2 separate regions of the Homo sapiens genome follow, and region 1 is linked to region 2. A link is a contact called in ENCODE Hi-C or POLR2A ChIA-PET data. All regions are on one chromosome and are shown on one strand. Each heading gives the region's core, a stretch centred on a gene start or an enhancer-like site at or near the end of the contact. The rest is flanking DNA. Distances are from core to core; before and after follow the strand shown.

Evidence for each region. A loop is a pair of places that touch in the nucleus more often than their neighbours do. ChIA-PET counts read pairs that join two places held with the same protein, here RNA polymerase II (POLR2A). Pooled maps may share reads with other maps.
Region 1: a loop to region 2 is called in a pooled map, with 4 times the contacts of the local background. The contact joins the promoter of PWWP3A here to the promoter of REXO1 in region 2. A Hi-C loop is called at or near these places in 4 of 50 pooled maps. POLR2A ChIA-PET finds 5 or more read pairs at or near these places in 2 of 52 experiments (H1 and WTC11).

What each region holds. Positions count from the first base shown.
Region 1 is chr19:1,351,338-1,356,644 of GRCh38, forward strand. PWWP3A (PWWP domain containing 3A, DNA repair factor) reads left to right here and starts at 3,622. Exons shown (of 14, transcript NM_001369789.1): 1 at 3,622-3,798; 2 at 4,987-5,112. The coding sequence starts at 5,056. RefSeq lists silencers at 3,281-3,380, 3,366-3,526, 3,411-3,700, 3,761-3,830 and an enhancer at 3,423-4,308.
Region 2 is chr19:1,847,227-1,852,676 of GRCh38, forward strand. REXO1 (RNA exonuclease 1 homolog) reads right to left here and starts at 1,257. Exons shown (of 16, transcript NM_020695.4): 1 at 976-1,257. The coding sequence starts at 1,132. KLF16 (KLF transcription factor 16) reads right to left here. Exons shown (of 2, transcript NM_031918.4): 2 at 5,173-5,450. RefSeq lists a silencer at 985-1,454 and enhancers at 1,475-1,624, 1,645-1,724.

The DNA of each region.
Region 1 (5,307 bases), core at 2,372-4,871, 490 kb before region 2:
CATCAGATTAACAAAGATGAGAGAAATAATCACGCCCGGCCCTCGTGCAGGGTGTTAGATGGGCCGTGGTAATGCGGGGCTGCCGCCAATGTGAATTGGTACCTTTCTGAAAAGCAACTTGACGTCATCTGTCAAACGCCTTGAGGATGTCCAGACCCTCAGACCCAGCAATTTCCGCCTCCAGGGATTTATCATAAGGATATAATCAGAGGTGCACCAAGATTTACATAGGAGAGTTGCTTTCTGCGGCCTTATTTAAATCATGGAAAAATCAGGAATCGCTGAAATGTCTCACAATAGCGGTCTGGTTAATAAAAATACGATAGCGACCGTTGTCTTACAACGCCTTGAGTAGCAGAGGGAATTGTGTATGATACATTTCCCGCAGAAGGGGAAACGTTTTAATTAAAGCCATAACTGACGTGGAGCCGGAAGAAGCCTGTGAAAGGACGTTCTTGCATCGACCTGCCAGGCCTTTGTGCTGCCTTAGAAGCAGCCGCTTTATTGCAACTGTGAATCTCTATGGTTTAGGAGAGAAATTCATTCTTTAAACAAAATTTGAGTGAGCGCTCGGTGACACGGACTGGGCTTACAATGGTGAAGAAAACAGGACTCAGGGAACTCACAGACGAATGGAGAAGACATTTAATAAAATAAGACCTAACATTTCACCACTGGCACAAGTACTTTAAAAGCATTAATTTATTTAATACCAGAGCCAGAGGCCAGGCACGGTGGCTCACGCCTGTCATCCTAGCGTTTTTGGGAGGTCGAGGTGGGTGGATTATGAGGTCAGGAGTTCGAGACCAGCCTGGCCAACATGGTGAAACCGTCTCTACTAAAAATACAAAAAGTAGGCGGGTGTGGTGGCGTGTGCCTGTAATCCCAGCTACTGGGGAGGCTGAGGCAGGAGAATGGCTTGAACCTGGGAGGTATAGGTTGCAGCGAGCCGAGATTGCACCAGTGCACTCCAGCCTGGGCAACAAGAGCAAGACTCTGTCTCTAAAACAAATTAAAAAAATATACCTCATTTGAGCTCATAGGAGCTTTGAACTCCTGGGCTCAAGGAATCCTCCCATCTTGGCCTCCCAAAGTGTTGGGATTACAGGCGTGAGCTGTTGCCACGCTGTGTTTTGTTTTGTTTTGTTTTTGAGACAGGGTCTTGCTTTGTCATGTGGAGTGCAGTGGTGCAATCACGGTTCACTGCAGCCTCGACCTCCCAGACTCACGCAATCCTCCTGCCTCAGCCTCCTGGGTAGCTGGGACTACAGGTGTGCATCACCATGCCTGGCTAATTCTTTTTTGTTTTTGTACAGGCAGGGTCTCACTATGTTGCCCAGGCCTGTCTCCAACTCCTGGGCTCATGTGATCCTCCCATCTCAGCCTCCCAAAGCACCTCCCAAAGCACAGGCGGGAGCCACCGCACTGGGCCCCACTCCTCCTGAGGCAGAGGCTTGGATCTGGCACAGCACCCCTTCTGCTGTATTCCCTGGGCTGAAGCAGGTCACACGCCAGCCCAGGATTTTTTCTTTTTTCTTTTTGAGACAGAGTCAGTCTTGCTCTGTCACCCACATTGGAGTACACTGACGCGATCTCAGCTCACTGCAACCTCCGCCTCCTGGGTTCAAGAGATTTTCTTGCCTCAGCCTCCCAAATAGCTGGGATTACAGGTGCACACTACCACGCTCAGCCAATTTTTGTATTTTTAGTAGCGATGGGGGTTTCTCTATATTGGCCAGGCTGGTCTCGAACTCCTGACCTCAGGCGATATGTCTGCCTTGACCTCCCAAAGTGCTGGGATTACAGGCCTGAGCCACCGCCAGCTCAGATTTAACGTGAGAGGATATCAGAGACATAGTTCTTGCCAACCACCCACAGACCACCACCCCCATTTTATAGACAAACTGAGACGGCTGAGCAAGGTGGATCCTACCTGTGATCCCAGCACTTTGGGGAGCCGAGGTGGGAGGATCACTTGAGCCCAAAAGGTCGAAACCAGCCTGGCCAGCATAGCAAGACCCTCTCTCTACAAAAAATAAAAATCTTAGCCAGCCATGGTGGTGCGCACTGTGGTCCCAGCTACTCCGGAGGCTAAGGTGGAAGGATCATTTGAGCCTGGGAGGTTGAGGCTGCAGTGAGCTATGACTGGGCCGCTGCACTCCAGCCTGGGCCACAGAGCCAAACTTCGACTCAAAAATGTAAATAAAAATAAAAAACAAGTGAAAGGTGAACATTCTCAACTTGATAAAGGAAAAAAAATCAGTCGCTGAGGTTGCTGGGATCGACCGAAGACACAAACCTTCTATTCCCGCAAATGTGAGAAGGAAAAAGAAGTTAGAGCCGGCTTTGCTGTCGCCCCTTCCCCTTGAAGAGTCGGGGCCAGTGCGTGACGAATGCTGCTGTAAGTCTTTTAATTTTTTCCTTTTTTGAGACGAAGTCCCACTCTGTTGCCCAGGCTGGAGTGCAGTGGCGCGATCTCCCCTTACTGCAAGTTCCGCCTCCCGGGTTCAAGCGATTCTCCTGCCTCAGCCTCCTGAATAGTTGGGATTACAGGCATCGCCACCACGCCCGGCTAATTTTTCTATTTGTAGTAAAGACGGGGTTTCACCATGTTGGCAATGCTGGTCTCGATCTCCTGACCTCATGTGATCTGCCCGCCTCGGCCTCCTGCTGGGATTACAGGAGTGAGCCTGTATCTTTTTTATAGAGATGGGGTCTCGCCATGTTGCCCAGGCTGGTCTCCAATCCTTGGGCTTAAAGGATCTGCCAATTCGGCCTCCTTTGCTTTTAAAGAACTGTGGGGGCTGGCGAGGTGGCTCAGGCCTGTAATCCCAATACTTTGGGAGGCCGAGGCAGGCCGATCACCTGAGGTCAGGAGCTTGAGAGCAGCCTGATCAACATTTAGTATTCTCTACTAAAAATACAAAAATTAGCCGGGTGGGGTGGCGCGCACCTGTAATCCCAGCAGGAGGAGGCTGCAGTGAGCTGAGCTCGCGCCACTGCACTCCAGCCTGGGTGACAGAGCGAGACTCCGTCTGAAAAAAAATCAAAAACCGCTCAGGGAAAGGCCTGACACTGATGGAGCGACCGCTCCGGGGCTCCCGCCACCCGCGGCTGTTTCCGGTGCCCCCCGGGGTCTTGGGACCCTCCCAAGGTGGGTCCTGCTCTAGTTCAGAAGCTTATGACGCCTTTGCGGGGATGCCTGGCTTTGGGATCGGTTGGGATCTGCTGGAATTGGGTCCGTGGCGCGCAGCTCCCGGGCTGGGAGGTGCCGTAGGACCTGGAAGATTCTCGAAAGTTCTGGAAGGTTCTCTCAGGGATCGCCGCGGGCGGGGGAGCCTGTTTTCCCACCGAGACCCGCGAGGGCGGTGTCCGGGGTCTGACTGCAGGACAAAGGGCCGGGAGCGCGGGAGGGCGGCGCCCGGGAGCGGCCACACATGCCCCGCCAACCGGTCTCCTCAGGCAGCACTCCCGGGAAAAAGGGGTAGACGCGCGGCGGAAGGGGCGGGGCCGGCGCGCGGCCGTGGACGCCGGAGAGGGCGAGGCCGGCGCTCCTTGGGAGCGCGCGCGTCCCATTGGGCAGCGGGCGGAAGGGGGCGGAGCTTGGCGCCGCCGCGAGGCAAGCCCCGCCCCCGGCCCCGCGGGGAGCGGCGGCGGCGGCGGCGGCGGCGGTGGCGGAGGCGGTGAGCGCGGGCGGCGCGGACGGCAGCGGTTGGCGGGCGGGTCCTCCGCTGTTGCGGCCGCTGCGGCCTCCTTGCCCGGGCTTGGGGCGCCGCGCTGGGGAAAGCCGGGGGCCCGGTGAGCCCGCGGGATGCGTCCCCTCGGTTCCGCCGGGCGGGGCTGAGGCGAGGAGGCCGGGCCTGGGGGGAGGGGGGGCCCCGGCCTAGAGACTCCTCCGGGAGCGCCCGGTCCCTACCGCCGTGGGTCCCCCACTCTGCCCGGACCCCCTTTTCCGCCCCTGGCGCCGTGGGCCCCTCACTTTGCCTGGACTCCTTTTCCCGTCCCTGCCGCCCGGACCCCATCTCTTGCTTGGACCCGCTCCCCCATCCTTGCTGCCTGGACCCCTATCTCCTTCCCTGGATCCCCCTCACGTCTGCCGTGAACCCCATCTCTTGCCTGGACCCCCATCTGCTTCCCTGGATTCCCCACCCCCAACCGTGAAATCCCCCATCCCTGCCACCTGGACCCTCCGCTCCACCTCCTCCGTGAGCCCTCGTTCTTGCTCCCTGAGCCCCCCCGCTTCTGCTGTGACCCCCTTCTCTGTTGCCTGAATCCCCCGTTCCTGCAAGCCGCAACCCTTCCTCCGCCATGAAATCTTGTCCCTGCTGCCTGGACCCCTACTTCTGCTGCTGCTGTGATCCCCTCTCTTGCTGGAAACGCCACCCCTACCTCTGCTGGGAACCTCCTCTTCCCTGCTGCGGGGACGCCCCCCTCCGTTGTTGCTAAATTCCACCCCCACCCCCAAACCTCCTTTTCATTTCTGTCAACAGCCAAGCCAGTCCTTCCCATTGATGCTGTGAACGGTCTGCAGCTGTCCCCGTTCTTTCAGGGACATGGCAGCCAAAAGAGCAGTCGTTTTTCCGCTCTTATTTTTGTGTGTGTGCTGTGGTCAACTGTTAACTCCCCAAATTGGGGAGGGTTGTGAGCTTTGATTGTGTAAAATGCCTCTCCTGCCGAGGTCGGAGGCAGGTCTTCCGCACGGAGATGATTTATTCAGGAGCCTTTTAAAACTGATCTAGATAGAACCTTTGGGAGGGACTGTGCTGTATTTTATTTATGAAAAAATGCAGGCGCCTCCCTGGATACCGAGCCCCGTCGTTTCTGTTTGTCAGTCTGCTTTTTGGCATTGAGCATCTCAATGCAAGATTGTGGAATTAAACCATCTACTTGAGGCTAAGTCGAGCTAACCTTTGCCCCTGAGGGCTGTGTCTGCGTTAACATCGCCAGCAAACAGTTGTATAAACCACCGTGCAAATTTCGTTCCAGGACACATTGGCGTGAGACCTGGGAGTACGTTGTGCCAAATCATTGCCACTTGCCACATGAGTGTAAATGATGGCGGATGCCAAGTATGTCCTCTGCCGATGGGAAAAGCGATTATGGCCTGCGAAGGTGACAGCCATTATTCTGTAACTTCAGGACTTAGAAATGACTTTCGGGTGACAAGTAAAATCTTGATCAGGAGATACCTAGGATTTGCTTCAGTGAAATAATTGAGCCAGAACACGGTTGGCACTGATTCTCGTTCCCCATTTAATGGGGTTTTGGTCTAGTGCTTCCAAGGTTACACTTCCAGAAATGTCTTTT
Region 2 (5,450 bases), core at 7-2,506:
AAAAAAATGCTACCTTTTCTGGCAAAACAGGAAAATAAACCTATTCTTAAATCCTAGAGAAGATGTTTCTCTTTTGCAGGAAAAGGTTCTGAGCTGAGACTGTTTCATGGTTAAAGTAAAAACAGTGCTTGAAACTCACGCCCAATGAGGAAATCTGGGACGAAGGAAGTCAGGGGCTGGGTGAAGCAGAGAGCCACTATCAAGGGACAGAGGTAACAGGGGAGTCTGAATGACATCACACTCGATAACCCTCCCTCCACGACTTTCCTTGCGATGTCCCTCTTTTTCTCCAATCCAAATCCCACATCTCCTCCAAGAAACGCTGCCATGACGATGAAAACCACCATGACGCTGTGAGGTGGAGTCCACCAACGTCCTCTGCCCGACCAAAAGCATGGAATTCCTCGGAGCCCACTCGAGTAAGCTTTGACTTCCTCCCTGCCAGTCATGCTGGACACAGGGCTCGACAAACACAAGAGACGATCCTCGGACCATCCTAACTCAACGACTGGAGACTGAGGTGGCCGCTGCCAGAGGCGCGGCCGGAGGAAACGTCATGGAAATAAACAAGGGCGGCCACAAGCACATGGGGTCCGGGAAGCGGCGGGCGCCAATCAGGGGCAGGAGGAGTCCAGGACCTGCCTAGCGCCGGCCGCGCCCGTCTCCCGAGCCCCCTTGTGTCAGGCCCGGTGCCCGGTACTCAACATGCGCTCGCACTCCGCCCTCTAGACAGCCCTGGCAGGACGCGTCCTCCTAGTTGACATTTCACACTCGTGAAGACGAAGGCTTAGGGACATCTAGTGCTTTGCACCGGGTCCCAGGGTGGGTGGTTCCGGTCCCGACTGGGAAAACCGTCGCCCGCGAACGTGTGGGGAGGAGGCTGGGCCGAGAACGGGGACCCCGGGCGGGACCGGGGTGGGGTCCAGACCCGGGCAGGGGAGCCGAGCCCAAGGCAAGCAGGCGGGCGGGCATTACCTGCTGCGGGGGGCGCCTCTCCGCCGTCACCGGGCGCGCCGGAGCCCCGGGCCCCGCGGTGCCGGAAGTGGCAGTAGGGCCGCCGGCAGGGCCCCCCGGGCGCCCCAGACCAATAGGGGCAGTCAATGGCCCGGAAGAAGCCAGTGGAGCGTAGCATGGTCCGTCCCGCGGCGGGGCCCCGGCCCGGAGCCGCCCGGGCCCCAGGGCCCCCTCACTGGCGCCGCGGTCGCCGCCGCCCGCGCCTCACGGACCCCGCCGCCGCCATCTTGCTCCGAGGCCCCCGGAGGCCCTCGGGACGCCGCCGCAAGGGACCCCGGGAGGGGCTGCCCGCAGCGCGCCTGCTCAGAAACGCCTGCTCCTGCGCGACCAAGGCTGGTGACGGACCCCTGGGCCGGGACAGACGGCCGCGGGAGGAAGTAAGGAGGGCAGGGGCTGCCCTGCCTGCGGTCTCCGGGAGCCTCGCCAGCGCCGCCGCCCGACCTTCGGCGGCTGTAGCGGCGCCATCTTGAGCCCCAGGCCCCTGCGGCGCCAGGGCTGTCCACGGCGCGCCTGACCAAAAAAGCCCCGCGGGGCCCGCTATTACTCATTTGCATATTATTTCCTTTCGTTAGCATATCACCTTAAGGCGCCCTCTGCTGGACGAGGAGAGTTCTGCGGGGAGGTGGCCTTAAACCTGGGCCAGGTGAAACTCATGGTTGAATTACTCCGTTCACAGTCTTTAAAAATCCCCTCGCCCTGGTATACAGCTGGCTCTCAAGAAACGCCTTAATCTCCCCAACCTCGACTCTTGTCATCAGTCTAATGACCAGGTCCACGTTCACTCATTTGTTCAACAAATATTGAGCGCCTACTGTATACCAGCTAGAGGGTGCATTTTAACAGACAAACGAGGAACAAGGCTGGGATGGGGCAACTCTGTAGTCTGGTGGAGTAGGCCCACGTCTTAATGGGAAGTTTAACCTGGTGCATTTTGGTGGGATTGTAAAATAGTGCCACTGCTATGTAAAACAAAAAACCCAAAAAGTTTGTTTTTAAGAGACAGGGTCTTGCTCTGTCACCCAGGCTGGAGAGCAGTGGTGCGATCACGGCTCACTGCAGCCTCGACTTCCCTGGCTCAGGTGATTCTCCCACCTCAGCCTCCCGAGTAGCTAAAACCACAGGTGTGCACCATCATGCCTGGCTAATTTTTTGTATTTTGTGTAGAGATGGAAAAAGTTAAACAGAATTACCCTATGAGCAACTCTATTCCTGGGTATACACCCAAAAAGAATAGAAAGCAAAGTCTTAGGTCGGGCACAGTGGCTCATGTCTGTAATCCCAACACTCTGGGAGGCTGAGGCGGGTGGATCACTTGAGCCCAGGATTTCAAGACCAGCTTGGCCAATATGGCAAAACCCTGTCCTACTAAAAATACAAAAATTAGCTGGGCGCGATGGCTCACGCCTGTAATCCCAGCTCTTTGGGAGGCCGAGGAGGGAAGATCAACCGAGGTCAGGAGTTTGAGACCAGCCTGGCCAAGATGGCGAAACCCCACCTCTATTAAAAATACAAAAATTAGCTGGGCGTGGTGGCGGGCGCCTGTAGTCCCAACTACTTGGGAGGCTGAAGCAGGAGAATCACTTGAACCTGGGAAGCGGAGGTTGCAGTGAGCCAAGATTGCACCACTGCACTCCAGCCTGGGTGACAGAGTGACAGTCCGTCTCAAATAACAATACAATGGTTAAGATGACAAATTTTATGTTATGTGCATGTGATTTTACCACAATTATAAATAAATGACAGGATGCAATGATGAGGGGACGTGGGTTGGGATGGGTCATGGGCGACTCTGCAGAGGACCTGATCTAATCTCAAAGCTGTCCTATCATGGGCAGTGGAGGCGTAGACTCCCTGTCATGGCTCCTGATGATGCGTGAGAGATGAACTCTCATTTATGCGATTGCTCCATCCGTGCCGGCTGGTGTCGGTCATTCATTCAGCAAATAGTTACTGAGCACCTACTGTGTGCCACAAAATGCTAGAAACATCCATAAGCAGAGCAGAGAACCCCACTCTGGTGGAGGTGATGGTGTAGGCAGGGAGGCCGACAATGAACACAGCAATAAGTGAGACAGCCTGAAGCCAGGTGGAAAGTGCTTTGAGAACAGAAACAGGAGAAGAGCCTGGACTGGGCACAGGGCTGGTCTGGGTGATTCTATGGGGAAGGCGGGATTTGTGCGGTTTTACAGAAAATTAGGGGCCAGGCATGGTGCCTCTCGCCTGTAATCCCAGCACTTTGGGAGGCTGAGGCAGGCAGATCACTTGAGGTCAGGAGTTCGAGACCAGCCTGACTAACATGGTGAAACCCCATCTCTACTAAAATTACAAAAATTAGCTGGGTGTGGTGGCCCATGCCTGTAATCCCAGCTACTCGGGAGGCTGAGGCAGGAGAATCCCTTGAACCTGGGAGGCGGAGGTTGCAGTGAGCCAAGATTGCACCACTGCACTCCAGCCTGGGTGACAGAGTGAGACAGTGTCTCGAAAAAATAAAAGATAAATAAATAAATAAAAGATGATGAGGGAGCCAAGCAGGCTTCTGGAGGAAAAGCATTCCGGGCAGAGGGCACAGGCCATGGGCAGGACTGCGCCTGGTGTGTTGGAGGAACAGCGAGGAGGCCAGTGTGGCTGGACCAGGGTGAGGAGGGGGAGAGAGGCAGGAGGGAAGAGCAGGGAGAGGACGGGGCAGGTCATGCAGAACCCTATGGGCCTCAGGGAGGACTTGGGCTTTGACTGTGAGGGCAGTGGGAGCCATGGAGGGTTGCGGGCAGAGGAGGAACCAGACTTGCCCCAGGTGTTCACGGACACCCTCTGGTGGCCGTGGGGAGGACAAACCGTGAGGAGACCAGGGCCAAGGTGATTGCACTGGTTCAGGTGAGTCGTGAGGAGGCTAGACCGTCGCGGTGGAAGCCCTTACAGCAGGGAAAGGCGGCCAGATCCTGGATCTATTTTGAAGGTAGAGCCCAAGGAGGTTTCAGATGGGCCAGATGTGGGTGGTGAGACACACAGTGGGGTCCAGGGTGACTCCCCAAGGATTTTGGCCTTGCAGGATGGAACTGCCCTCGACCGAGGAGGGGGCATGGCAAGAGCAGCCTGCGGGTGGGAGGGACGCCCGGGAGGGTCGGGGTCCCAAAGGCACCAAAAGGATGGTGCTGCTTCTGGGCACGTGTGTGTGCTGGGGGTGGGGCGTGTAATTTAAAAGCCTAATGCGAGTGTGTCCGTCAGAGAGAGGGGTGAGGCTGCGAGTGTAGACCCCATATTCTAGACATTTTGCTCCAGAGGGGCAGAAAACCAGGCAGGAGCTGGAGGGGTGCGAGAGTCCCGGGAGTGATGTTTGTGGGGCGTCCGGTAGGATGGGAGGATGGGTCGGGCAGGATTGGGGGTGCACGAGGGAGGCTGCCCTCGAGTAAAGCCGGGAATTTGCCGCCCAGGTTGGGGAGGGGTCTGGCGTGAGCCGGCGCCGGCCGCGCGATACGAGAGGCCGACCACCCCCTTCCCCGGGCGGGCAGCAGGCGAAGCCCCAGGGCTCAGCAGGTGTGTAGGAGTGGCCTGCCCGGCCCCATCCCAGCCCCGCCGGCCTCCAGGCTCTGGGGAGCGCTGGAGTCCACAGTGGTTTTTTCCTGGGGAGGGCCTCAAAGCTCTCACCGCCCCCTCTTCCCTATTCCCACTAGGGGAGCTGGCATACAGTAGGCGCTCAATACAGGAGCACAGGAGCCTGGGAGGCGGCCGGGGGACCCTCCGTGGAGGAGCCTGTCCCGCGCCGGCGAGCAGCCCCGGGGGCGCAGGCTCCCCCATCCCCTGCGGCACCGGAAGGGGCGGGCGGTGGACGCCCCCGGGCGCCCTGTCACTGTGCCTCGGTTGCCAGGCAACGGGGCGGGCGGGAAGCTGGGCGGGGGGCGCAGCTGCGCCAGGCGTGGGTGACACCCGGCGGGCGCAGCGCGCGCTGCTGCAGGCAGCCCCCTCCGCGGGGCTTAGGGCTAGGGGCAGGGCATTTTGTGTCTCAGCCAGAGGGGCCTGGCCAAGACCCCCTTCACTAGCCCGCTGCCTCGGTTTCCCCACGAGGTGGATGAACTTGGGACCACACTGGTGGGTGGGACAGAGGGATTCAGAGCGTGCCCACAGGTGGGGACTGCCACGGGAGAGACCACACACACGCTGGAGTAGGGTTTAAAAAGGGGCTTGTTTAATTAATTAAATACAAGGATGAGGCCAGGCAGGGCGGGGGAGGGGCGCCACCCACGGAAAGCACACGCCTCTCGGAGCCGCCTCCCCTGCAAACGGCTGGAACCAGGTCCCAGTGATCAGCGACTCCTGGGAGAGTGGAGGGGTGGGCGCAGGTCTCTCCAAGCCCCTGGACACTGGAGAGGGGCCCAGTTATAGAGTTCTGGAACCCACAGCCCTACCTACCCCTGCTCCAGACAGGCCCCTGCCAGGGCTGG